Regions from separate parts of the Homo sapiens genome. Here all the other regions are linked to region 3. The links are chromatin contacts, found by Hi-C or POLR2A ChIA-PET in ENCODE. All regions are on one chromosome and are shown on one strand. The core of a region is the stretch at or near the end of the contact, and the rest is flanking DNA. Distances in the headings are between cores, read along the strand shown.

Evidence for each region. Hi-C counts contacts between places; a loop is a spot of excess contacts on that map. ChIA-PET counts read pairs that join two places held with the same protein, here RNA polymerase II (POLR2A). Pooled maps may share reads with other maps.
Region 1: a pooled map shows a loop between it and region 3 (2.5-fold over the local background). The contact joins the enhancer-like site here to the promoter of SMAP2 in region 3. A Hi-C loop is called at or near these places in 6 of 50 pooled maps. POLR2A ChIA-PET finds 5 or more read pairs at or near these places in 7 of 52 experiments (CD8-positive, alpha-beta T cell, GM12878, activated CD4-positive, alpha-beta T cell and 4 more).
Region 2: a pooled map shows a loop between it and region 3 (3-fold over the local background). The contact joins the enhancer-like site here to the promoter of SMAP2 in region 3. A Hi-C loop is called at or near these places in 2 of 37 single-sample maps with no recorded cell type and 3 of 50 pooled maps. POLR2A ChIA-PET finds 5 or more read pairs at or near these places in 1 of 52 experiments (T-cell).

Annotation. Positions count from the first base shown.
Region 1 is chr1:40,062,548-40,066,830 of GRCh38, forward strand. CAP1 (cyclase associated actin cytoskeleton regulatory protein 1) reads left to right here. Exons shown (of 13, transcript NM_006367.4): 5 at 1,680-1,823; 6 at 1,927-2,012; 7 at 3,668-3,773. Among named protein-coding and RNA genes, the nearest start is that of CAP1, 24 kb to the left of the region's middle. Within about 2 kb of position 2,389, at least 5 of the 41 ENCODE cell types and tissues checked have a DNase peak (open chromatin) inside an H3K27ac peak, as active enhancers do; they include GM12878, where a contact is called at or near this core.
Region 2 is chr1:40,000,895-40,005,127 of GRCh38, forward strand. No RefSeq gene overlaps it. Among named protein-coding and RNA genes, the nearest start is that of CAP1, 38 kb to the right of the region's middle. Within about 2 kb of position 2,422, at least 2 of the 41 ENCODE cell types and tissues checked have a DNase peak (open chromatin) inside an H3K27ac peak, as active enhancers do.
Region 3 is chr1:40,370,883-40,374,976 of GRCh38, forward strand. It overlaps SMAP2 (small ArfGAP2), which reads left to right and starts at 2,845. Exons shown (of 10, transcript NM_022733.3): 1 at 2,845-3,341. The coding sequence starts at 3,239. RefSeq lists silencers at 2,588-2,907, 2,978-3,117 and an enhancer at 3,103-3,602.

The sequences.
Region 1 (4,283 bases), core at 1,139-3,638, 310 kb before region 3:
GAGACCAGCCTGGGCAACATAGCAAGACCTCGTCTCTATTAAAAATTAAAAAAATAAAATAAATAAAAATAGCCAGGCAAGGTGGTGCATGCGTATAGTCCCAGCTACTTGAGAGGCTGAAATGGGAGGAAGATTTGGGCCTGAAAGTTTGAGGATGCAGTGAGCCATGAACACACCACTGCACTCCAGCCTGGGCGACAGAGCAAGACCTTCTCTCAAAAAACATTGTGTGTGTGTGTGTGTGTGTGTGTATAGATGCCATCTAATTCTAATATGTAGAATTAGATTTTAATTCTTAATCTGTCCTGAATGGTTAAGATCTGAGAATTGAGATGTTCAGGAAATGGAGCTTTGGAGGAAGGGTGCAAACACAAACAAAATTCATCCATTTTGCCAAGGTGCCTACTTGAATGCTAAGCCCCTAATTGTTTTTTATTTTATTTATGTTTAAAAAAAAATTTTTTTTTTGAGACAGGGTGTTGTTTTGTCACCCAGACTGGAGGGTAGTGGTGCAATCACAGCTCACTGAAGCCTTGACCTCCCAGGTGTAATGATCCTCCCACCTCAGCCTCCTGAGTAGCCTTGACTACAGTGTGCACCACCATGCCTGGCTTGCTTATTTACTTACTTATTTATTTATTTATTTCTGAGATGGAGTTTCTCTCTGTCGCCCAGGCTGGAGTGCAGTGGCAGGATCTCGGCTCACTGAAACCTCCACCTCCCAGGCTCAAGTGATTCTCCCACCTCAGCCTCCTGAATAGCTGGGACTACAGGCATGCGCCACCATGCCCAGCTGATTTTTGTATTTTTATAGAGATGGGGTTTCCCCATGTTGCCCAGGCTGATCTTAAACTCCTGGACTCAAGCGATCTGCCCACCTTGGCCTCCCAAAGTGCTGGGATTACAGGCGTGAGCCACCATGCCTGGCCCTAATTCTTTTTATTATTTGTAGAGACAAAGTTGTGCTGTGTTGTTCAGTCTGTCTTGAACTCCTGGTCTCAAGCAGTTCTCCTGCCTTGGCCTCCCAAAGTGCTGGGATTACAGGCGTGGGTCACCATGCCCAGACTAAGCCCCCTAATTGCATTTGATTCATCAGTTCTTTACAGCAGCTACTATATGGCTGGCAATGCATTGGGGGCTTTCATGATGATAAAAGAGCTCGTCTTTGAAGAATTAATGAGAAAGTAAAACATATTCACATGGGTCCATTAATAGTTTGTATTGGTGAGTGATAAAATGCCAAGATTGGTTATGCTGACAACAAATGCTGTAGGAGGCTGGTGTGGCTGGGTTGGAGGGCCCTCATGAAGCATGAGGAAAATTTGGATTCATGGGAAAAAAAGAGAACATCATGAGTAAGGCACAGGAATGATGTCCTGAGTGTATGTCCTCTGAGTGGAACAAAAAAGAGACAGGTGGCTGAAATGGAGGTTCTGTGGTATAGCTGAAGTATGGGTCCTGATCATGAAGAACCATCAGGTGCAGCCTGAGGAGTTGGAACTCTACGAGGAGAGTGAGATGATGAGCAGTATTTTAGCCTTAGGAATCAGGACAGGACTCATGCAGTTTATTTGGGTGCTCACTAGAGTCCATAGAGAATTCTTGCCTTCAGGATCAGAAGGCATAGACACCTTTGTGGAAAGATGTTAACCTGAATCTTTTCTTGTATCTTTTCCTAGAATAAGCTTTCCGATTTGTTGGCACCCATCTCAGAGCAGATCAAAGAAGTGATAACCTTTCGGGAGAAGAACCGAGGCAGCAAGTTGTTTAATCACCTGTCAGCTGTCAGCGAAAGTATCCAGGCCCTGGGCTGGGTGGCTATGGTGAGCAGCGCAGATTCCAGGGCTGGGGGTGGGTATAGATTTTAAGAGGGAAGGCAATATAGTTGGAGAGGTCCTGAGTCACTGACAGCTTGTCTCTCTCTAGGCTCCCAAGCCTGGCCCTTATGTGAAAGAAATGAATGATGCCGCCATGTTTTATACAAACCGAGTCCTCAAAGAGTACAAAGATGTGTAAGTTCAGCCTTTTCTCTCTTTTTTTCTTTTCTGAGACAGTGTCTTGCGTTGTCACCCAGGCTGAAGTACAGTGGCACAATCACAGCTCATTGCAGCCTCAACCTCCCAGCTCAAACAATCCTCCCACCTCAGTCCTCCAAGTAGCTGGGACTTCAGGCACGCTCCACCATGCCTGGCTAATTTTCTAATTTTTTCGTAGAGATGAGGTCTCACTGTTTCCCAGGCTGGTCTCTAATGATTCTCCTGCCTTGGTCTCCCCAAAGTGCTGGGATTACAGGTGTGAGCCACTGTGCCCAGCCAAGTTCAGCTTTTTCTCAAGGGGTAAAGGATAAACCCATTTGGTTACTTGCTGGAGTAGCACTTTGGAGTTACTGAGGGCTGCCCTTAGCCACTGTGCTGGTTTTATCTCAGGGCTGCTTTCTGGAGAGCTTTACAGATATTGTCTCACAGCTGCATTTGCAAGCAGGAAATACTTCTGCTTCCACTTCTGCTTTCTCTCCTTTTTTGGTAGAGGCCCTTTTAGTCTTCTGATCCTTACCCTTCTGGGTTTAGGAAGTTTTGCTGGCAGTAACATGGACTAATGCCCTTTATATAAGATTTTGTTCCTTTGTTGAGAATTTGTTACTGGCCCAATGGCAAAGGGTTCAATAGGACTTAATAGAAATTTTTCATGAAGTCAGTTAAAGTGAGAGTAAGGCTGCCTAGCCAATGCAGGTATTACGTAGGGCAGTCATTGCATGTCTAACCACATACGTCTACCAGTTCTGACTTCTCCATTGCTGGTTTTGAGCTGGAATGATTGCAGGCAAAATTTATTAAGTTGCATATCTACACAAGCCTTTCCTTTCTTCCATCCTTCATCAATCAACAAACATTTATTAACTACTCTTTTTAAGGAAAACTACACCTTCCTGTGAGTGAAATGTGTCCCAGAACAACAGGCACTTCCTTATCCTTCTAGCAACATGGAATTAAGCATGACAGTGTTTTGATATATCCCACCATTATCCCATCACTTTACAGTTGAGGAAACTAGGTCTTAGGCTAAATAACCTTCCCAGTTAATACATAAGAAGAGAGGGGACTTGAACCGTAGGCACAATGCTATTTCTATAATTTAAGGCTGATTGTTTCCCCCTAAGGGAAAGTTTTTAAGTTTGCTTTTGGTCAGGGTGGGCATATTTTGACATAAGGCATTGTCTCATAAGGCAGTTAAGTTTCTTAGTCTTTAGAGTTCCACAGTGATACTTAAGAGCTCTCCTCTCTACCATGGTTTTATGCACAGAATGTCTGCTTTTATCAGTTTTACATATTAGATTGTGTTTAAGGTCTACTTTGAAAAAAGTTTCAATAAGCAGCAAGTGGTCAAAAGAAAAAAAAAAGTTTTGGTACTTAAAACAGTTTGAGAAACATTGCTATGAGAGATAGAGATAGAATCCAGAGTCTCTATCTTAGTGGAGTTTGGTCTGATTAGGGTAATAGACTAGGTTGTATATACATAGAAGCTGGTGATGATAGAAAAGCTGCCATTGAGCGGAGCCTAAGAAACACCACGGGTAGGAGAATGTGAGCCCATAGGAAAGAAGGGTTCTGGAGTCACCACTGTTATGTACCCGGATCACCTGTGACAAGTTCTTCTTTAATCCTCCCAGGGATAAGAAGCATGTAGACTGGGTCAAAGCTTATTTAAGTATATGGACAGAGCTGCAGGCTTACATTAAGGAGTTCCATACCACCGGACTGGCCTGGAGCAAAACGGTTAGTGAATCCTTCCTCCCTCCCTCCCTCCCTCCCACTTTCTCTCTCCAGCATGGGGTCCACAGGTTTCTTAGACTTCAGCACTACCAAAGTCTGTGAGGGAATGCTAGTTTTTTCAGTGGAAGGGAGGAAGAAAAGGAGGAGAAAGAAAGGGTAAAAAGAGTAGAGGAAGCAAGGATCAGAGGAGAAGGAATATTCAGTGGTATTCAATTTCAATAAATATGTTAGGGACAGTGATTGGTGCTGGAGCAGGAGACACACACAAATGAGTTACACTATCCCAGCCTTTAAGGAGCTTAAAAATAAGAATGCAAAACCCCAATACAAATCACCAAGCCAAATGCTATAATAAAGATACAGACTAGAGTATGAGGAAGAGAAGAGTGCTTCTCACTAGAAGAGATTGTACTTTGAAGGTATATACTCTTCTGTGAGACTTGAAAGTAGTATAGGGCAGTGAGAAGTGGGATACTACAAAAGGCACAGCTTAAACAAAATACATGCAGAGTA
Region 2 (4,233 bases), core at 1,172-3,671, 370 kb before region 3:
ATGGCGCCACCGCACTCCAGCCTGGGCAACAGAGTGAGACTCTGTCTCAAAAAAAAAAAAAGTATATGGATGCTGATGACATGAGATGGTTAGGACAGAAGATTTCTCATCCCGTAAGCAACCTGATAACCTCGTACCAGCCAAATGGAAGGCCACAGGAGCTTTGCATTTGCTGCTCCCTTCCCCTAGTTCTTCATGTCTCCTATTCCTGGTAATTGTCATAAAACCTAGGAAGAGGAACTGAAAGCTTGCTTTCAAACAGGTGGAGTCCTTTAAGAAAAAGAATACAACCGGGCACGGTGGCTCACGCCTGTAATCCCAGCACTTTGGGAGGCCGAGGCAGGTGGATCATCTGAGGTCAGGAGTTCGAGACCAGCCTGGCCAACATGGTGAAACCCCATCTCTACTAAAAAATACAAAAATTAGCCAGGCGTGTTGGCAGGCGCCTTAATCCCAGCTACTTGGGAGGCAGAGACAGGAGAATCATTTGAACTCGGGAGGCAGAGGTTGCAGTGAGCCAAGATAAAGCCATTGCACTCAAACCTGGGGGACAAGAGCAAGACTTCTCTCAAAAAAGAAGAGAAAAGAAAAAGAATACAAAAGTATGAATACAAAATTAGGTACAAGTTCTTGGAAAAGTGTTTTGCAAGTAAGGGTTCTTAAATTTTAAGCTTCCTTAGCTTCATGGTAAATATGCCTCTAAGCCTGCCTGAGATTTGGGAAACTTCTTTCTGCCTGCTTTATTTCTGGCCATCAGTCCTTCTGGAAGGCAATGTGGAAAAGGACCAAATTCCACCATATTAATTACTGCTGAATGGGTAGCATAACATCAGAGCAGGAAGCCTGGATCATCACAGAAACCAGCCTTTCACTAGCTCATTAAAGGTCAACTTTGAAATGAGAGAAACAAGTAGAAATAGCAAGAATCTATCCGGAAAACATCCGGGTTATTATGACTATTTTCTCAGCATTATGCTGATTGTTCAGAGGTTGTTTGTACTGTATTATGAAGTGTGGAAAAGAGCCAAGATGATTAGGCCAACCTCTGTTATTTATAAGTTCCCTTGGCAGTAAGATCTCCCTCCTTTTTTTAAAAAAAAAAATTAATTTGCTAGGGATGGAATATCACACCATTTTTAATGAGATGGCCCCTGGCTTGCTATAGTATAGCCAGGGATGACACAGAAGCTATGTTTTCCAGCTATCTTTTTTTTTTTTTGAGATGGAGTCTCGCTCTGTCACCCAGGCTAGATTGCAGTGGCTGATTTTGGCTCACTGCAACCTCGGCCTCCAGGGTTTAAGCAATTCTTCTGTCTCAGCCTCCTGAGTAGCTGGGATTACAGGCGCTGGCCATCACACCCAACTAAATTTCATATTTTTAGTAGAGACAAGGTTTTGCCATGTTGGCCAGGCTGGAAGCTGTCTTTTAAATTGACCTGTGACTATATATCTGATGTGATCTGATTTGTATTTTGAAAAGTTCCCCTAGCTGTTGTGTGGAGAGCTGATAGTGGGGACAAGAGTAAAAGCAGGCAAATGAGTTAAGGGGGTATTGCAGTGGTGTAGGCAGGAGATGATGTGGGTTTAGCGTTGGTAGGTGGGACTTCTGATAAGTGGTTGGATCCTGGATATCTTTTGAAGGGAGAGACAACAGGACTGCTAAAGAATTGAACGTGAGGTGGGTGGGGTGGGGGTTGAGAGATGGGAGGAAAAGAGGATTGAAGGTTGCTTCCTAGAGTTTGGCCTGACCTAGTAGATGAAATTACAGAAAAAAGGAAGATGGCTGGGCGCAGTGGCTCATGCCTGTGATCCCAGCCCTTTGGGAGGCCGAGACGGGAGGATCACTTGAGGTCAGGAGTTCGAGACCAGCCTGGCTAACATGGTAAAACCCCATCTCTACTAAAAATACAAAAAATTAGCTGAGTGTGGTGGCACACGGCTGTAATCCTAGCTACTCGGGAGGCTGAGGTAGGAGAATCGCTTGAACCCAGGAGGTGGAGGTTGCAGTGAGCCAAGATTGTGCCATTTCACTCTAGCCTGGGCGACAAGAGCAAAACTCCATCTCAAAAAAAAAAAAAAAAAAGAGAAAGAATAAAGAAAAATGGAAGATGAGGGTAAACACATGTTTGAAAAAGACAATTGAGAATTCTTTTTTTTTAAAGTGAAATAGTTTACTAAATTGATTGAGTCTAATTCAAGAATTCTTTTTTGATCATGAAATTGACCAGGTCTATGACTCCACAGTCTAAGGGATACCTATTCTAAACAATGTAAATTTTCAAGTCAATCACTAAAATAGTCATCAATTAAATACTAAGCTCTATAAATGCCAATGCAAATGATATATTCACAGAAATAAATTTTATTTCTATTACCCTGACATAGAGAAAGCCATGTCGAGTCAGTGTTATAACTAGGTCAGCATAACCAAATTCCACTTCCTCTGGAGACTTTCAAGGCTTAAAAATAACATATAAGAAGAAGTAAAACTCAAATAACCACTGTATTTGTGGGCCAAGCAATAATATGTAAAATGCAACTCTTGAGGTTTCATTATCAACAGTAGACAATTCTGAATGATAATCTTAAATGGGCAAGTCTGATATATCTTCATTAATCAATTAATTTCTTTATTTTTGTAACTATCTCATATGCAAGCAAAAAATGCACTCAACTCCTTCCAAAAGGAGACAATTCATGTCCGGTTATGGCATTCATCCCTTCCCTGGTTACATTCATTCATTCAACACACATGTAATGAATGCCTACTATGTACCAGCCACAGTGCTAGTTTATGGGAACACAATTATGAGCAAGACAATCTATGAAGCTCGTAGTCTAGTTGGAGAGACAGAAAAGTAAACACACAGAACATTCAATTCAACATCTGCTGACTATATAATCTGAAGATGTTCTTGTAATAAATATTTAGAAATGCTGGCCAGACTGGGCACAGTGGCTCACGTCTGTAATCCCAACACCTGGGGAGGCCAAGGCGGGTGGATCGCCTGAGGTCACGAGTTTGAGACCAGCCTGGCCAATATGGCGAAACCCCTTCTCTACTAAAAATACAAAAATTAGCCGGATGTGGTGGCAGGTGCCTGTAATCTCAGCTACTTGGGAGGCTGAGGCAGGAGAGTTGGTTGAACCTGGGAGGTGGAGGTTGTGGTGAGCTGAGATGGCGCCACTGCACTCCAGCCTGGGCTACAAGAGTGAGACTCCACCTCAAAAAAAAAAAAAAAAAAAAAAAAAAGAAAGAAAGAAAGAAAAAGAAATGCTGGCCAAAATTTAAAGAAATGTAGAATGAAGTTGGAAGAAAAAAAACATCTCCAGGGTCCAGAGTGAAGAAAGAGCTGAAACCAGACAGATAAATAGTTTACTAAAGTGATAGAAACTGATCAACTTAGAGCAGAAGATGTAGCTATGCTGGGGAAGGGCTATAATTCCAACAATCTAAAATATTCTAGGATATACCTAATATGGGAGGGGACTACACAAAGGCATGGATCAAGAGGTGAGAGTCATTTGGTGCTACCTTGAAGGCTGAGTTCCACAACCTACCTGGCAAAGCGCTAAACCAACTGATGTGCTGGCCAATCAATGGCAAGACAATGTGATTGGGTGGGGGATGAGAGAAGTCATAAGTACCATGATCAGTTCCATGAATGAGGACTGTAGCTTCTACCAGTATTCCTTCCTTGCTGTGTCATGGATATTTTTTCTCCTTTATTGAGGTATAACTTACTTATAGTAATATGCAGAAAGTCAGATATATTTTTAAAGTAATTTTCTTTCTCTTTTCTCTTAGAATCGTGTGGTATGGGTTGATGATGGTTAAATTTGTAATTTAGTACACAAATTGTAAACTATAGAGAGGGGTCATGATGGAACTAGGAAAGAAATAAATGAACATGGGTTGTCTCCTTTTAGAAGGAGTTGAGTGTATCTTTTGTTTGCATCTGAGATAATTATGTTAGGCAGAGGCATTTAAAAAATTGTATATGGCATTTTAAAAAGTGGGAAGACGTTGCTTGGCAACCCATGGTTGGAATGCAGAGGACATCTGTTGTTTTTCTCTATCAGCATTCTACCTCTTTCTCTGGAGAACACCCCCTCCCCCACTACACACTGGTTTGGTGGGGCTGTCAATCATTGTTCAATGCCCTTCCTTAGTCAGGGGATGATACTCAATCCCAGCTAGATCAACTGGAAGTGATTTCTCTGGAAGAAAAT
Region 3 (4,094 bases), core at 1,595-4,094:
TTCTATAACTGGCCAGGCGCGGTGGCTCATGCCAGTAATCCTAGTACTTTGGGAGGCTGAGGTGGGCGGGTCACGAGGTCAGGAGATTGAGACCATCCTGGCTAACAGGGTGAAACCCTGCCTCTATTAAAATACAAAAAATTAGCCAGGAGTGGTGGCACGTGCCTGTAGTCCTAGCTACTTGGGAGGCTGAGGCAGGAGAATTGCTTGAACCTGGGAGGCGGAGGTTGCAGTGAGCCGAGATCGCACCACTGCACTCCAGCCTGGCGACAGAGCGAGACTCGGTCTCAAAAAAAAAAATTTTATAACTAATGTGGAAACAGTTTTATGATAAGATAACATGTGCATGATGGAACAGAGTGAACATTTTTGCAAGACTAGTCAAAGCAAAATTCAAGACTTCAAAAAAAAAAATGTGTACTTGGGAGGAGCAGTTTGCTTTGTTTATATCCTCAGACCCTGGGCTATGCACTCACTTTACTCTGCTATTAGTAATGATAATAAAAAGAGCTAATACTTGATGTATCTGCTAGGATAGGCTAGCTTATACAGTGGTAAACAAACAAAACTCAATGGCAACACAATGCTTATTTCTTGCTTATGCTAAGTTATCCTCTATGGGCTGGCAGAGAGCTCTTGTTTATCAGCTACACAGAAATCCAGGCTAATAGAGCAACCAACATCTTCAGCATCAATAGTTGCCATGCCAGAGGGAAAGAGAAGCACAAGAGGCTCAAAGCAACAAATAAATGCTTCAGAGACAAAGTAATCCATCCTTTCTGCTCAAACTCATTGGTCTTTCCCAATCACTTGAAGGCCAGGAAATAAAATCCTACCATGTGCTCAGAAGGCAAAACGCCAGAAATATTTAGTGAAGAGCGCTAATTGTCTATCATTCACTATCTACCAAGGGCTGTTCTAATTATATTACAGGCATTATCTCAGCTAAGCCTCATAATAATCTTGTGAAATAGGTACTATTAATGTTATCATCATTCCCATTCTATAGATGAAATAACTGAGGCACCAAGAGGCTAAGTAACCTGCTCAAAGTCACACAGATAATAGGTGGTAAAAGCTGAAGATTTAAACTTAAGCATTCTTGCCCCAGAGTCTGTGTGCTTAACCACAAAGCCATGAGATCTCTCACTAGGTGGGAACAATTTGAGAAACACTGCCATAGGCAATGGAGAGCCACTAAAGGATTTTTTAAGCAGGAAGTGTGAGTCCATCAGAATTGGCATTTAAAAGCTCCCTCTAGAGAGCACGGTGAAGGATTAATTTAACCAGATTTAGACTAAGGCAGGAAGGCTATTTGCAGAGTGAGGAGATGAAGATGGGGAGGGCTTGAACTAAGGTACAATCACCACTCACCGCAATTAACTGGGTTTTGTTGTTGTTGTTGTTGTTTGAGACAGGGTAACGGGGTACATTGGGGGTTGGAGGGGTGGTTCTTACTGTGTTGCCCAGGCTGGATTCCAACTCCTGGGCTCAAGTGATGCTCTGGCTCTGGCATCCTGAGTAGCTAGGACTACAGGTATGTGCCACCACACCCAGTAACTAGTTAATCTTGACTGTCTATTTCAACTGAAAAATGGTTATGGTAATACCTACTTGGATGGGTTTTCTGAGGAAAAACACCCCAATGAACTTGTGTGTTTTTAAAAGTCAAGTCCCCTAGGCATGGCTAGAAGGGAAGAGGCTTAGCCAGAAAATTTAATTGTTGTGATTAATAAAGTAATAGAAATGTTTAGTTTTCCTCTGATGAGATGAAAGCTTTGAGGGGATCCTGGTCTTGGGAGAAAGTAAAGAAATGGAGGAGAGGGTTTCACCAGAGTTTAGATAACTCTTAGCATCTGCTTACTATCTTCCCTGATTAATTATTTCCATGGCAGCCAGAGTGACCTTTTAAAACCACAAATCGGATCATGCTGTTTCCCTCTCCCCTAGTACAGTGCCTGATACTTAGAAATTTCTCAGTAACATCGTGCTCAGTGAATGAATGAATGAATGAGTGAATGAAAACACAAGCCAGATGGCAGGTGGATCCCTAAGGAAAAGGACAGCCAATGAGAAATTATCTGTAGCAACGGTGGCTTTGGATGATGATGTTTAATAATCATTTTTAAGGAGTTGCCTGTTGTGTGCTATGCTTTAATCACTGTCCCCCACCCTTCCCAAATAACGTTCAGTAAAAGTCTGCCACAAAAAACTCGCTGTTTTGTGAGAATTTAAGAAATGGAAGAAGAAACAAACTGTCTGGGCACCAGGCCAAACAATATCCAAAAAGGCAGGAGTCACAGAGGAGAGCTAATGAGTATTAGTGGGAGCAGGTATTCCAAGTGAGAGGTGACCAGAGTCCTCTGAAAATGTGGGGAGGGGGTGACGTTCCTATATCCTGGGTTAGGGGCTTGGACTCTTATATTTGGCTGTTGGAAAAAACAAGCTGGAGGACTTTGGGGTATCAACAACCCTCAGGTTACATAAGGATGATCATAGGGTCGTTGTGAGGATTATGTTGGGATAGTTCATGCAAAGCGCTTAACACAGTGCCTAGCGCATAGTAAGAGCTCAGTAAATGTTAGTTGTTGTCTTCCTTCACTTTCTTCCATTCCCTCCACTCCCTTTCTACCAGGCTCCATTCATTCTCTTCCAAGGACACGCAGGGGGCGTGCCCACCCCTTCCCTCCGCCCCCACCCAAGGCCCGCCCCCCGCTTCTCCACGGATTGGTTCCCGAGAGGCGGAGCTGAAGGAAGAGCCCAGTGCGGCGCGGTGGGGGCGGGGCGCATGCGCGAGCTGGGCAGGGTGGAGGTGGGGAGGAAGAGCTGCCGGAAGTAGGCGGTGGAGGTGGTAGCGGAGCTGACGGCAGCTGCCAGGGAAACCGAGGCGCGGGACGCAAGGCCAGCAGACAGGCCGGCCAGAGGGTCATCTGCGTCCGGCACCCAGGAGGCTCGTGGTCCGCCTTTGCCTGGGCTGAGGGTCTCTGGCCCCGCAGCCTCTCTTGGAGGCGGGCCTGTCCCTAAGCCCGCCAAGGGGCGCCGCGCCGAGGGGCTGCGGAGTGGGGGACGGACGCCCCCGACCCGGGAAGGGGCGTCCGGCGGGGCCGGAGGAGAGGGCTCTCCCCGCTCAGGAGGTGCCCCTGGGCGGGGGACCGGGAGTCCTCAACCCCGGACTGAGGCAGGGGTCTCTGGGGGCGAGGAGGGCGCGTCGCCCTCTGCCCCCGCCGGCACCCTGGCCATGACAGGCAAGTCGGTGAAGGACGTGGATCGGTACCAGGCTGTCCTGGCCAACCTGCTGCTGGAGGAGGATAACAAGTTTTGTGCAGATTGCCAGTCTAAAGGTAGCGCATCCCACCTGGCGGGCCAGGGGTCCAGCCGCGCCGGGGTGGTGGGGGTGGGCTGCGTGAAGAGGCGGTTTCTGAAGCTTAGGCCGCCCAACTCGGCTTATAAGTGGTAACGCGTGCTGCGCTTGCAGTGAGCCTACTGGGCTTTCTGCAGCTGGGGGATTGGTATGGGTAGAGCTTGCGAGGGCGAGTCTGTGTGTGTCGGGGAGGGTGGAGGTGATGGTGCGGGTGGAAGTTGCCTGGCGTGTTCAGGTGAGAATGTCTGTATTTGAGGGCTCTGAATGAGTTCTGGGCCGGCTGTCCAGAGAGAGCTCCCAGCATGTCACTTGCAAAGCTGGGGATGAACTGCATTGCGTGCGTGCGTGCGTGCGTGTGTGTGTGTGTGTGTGTGTGTGTGTGAGAGAGAGAGAGAGAGAATGACGAGGAGGAGGAGGAGGGAAGTGAGATGGCGGAAAGGAAAACTGCTTAAATGATTTTTAAAGGTGGTGATTTTTGCTTCCTGCTATTTGGTTAGCAACTCCTGTCATTTTGCAGCCTTGCTAAGATCTGACAAGAGTGCTTAGGTGACTTTATTCTTCTGGATGTGTGCAGTGGGAAACTGCCTTATGCAGTGACACAGTGCGGATTTCTAGGCAGTGTAGCCCTGGCTTGTAGAGTGCGTTGGAGGCCTATGTATGAGTGGTGGCAGAAACTAGCCGATTATGCCTGTAGTGCAGGATCCGTTTAATCAGTGGAGAGAGAAAGATGAAT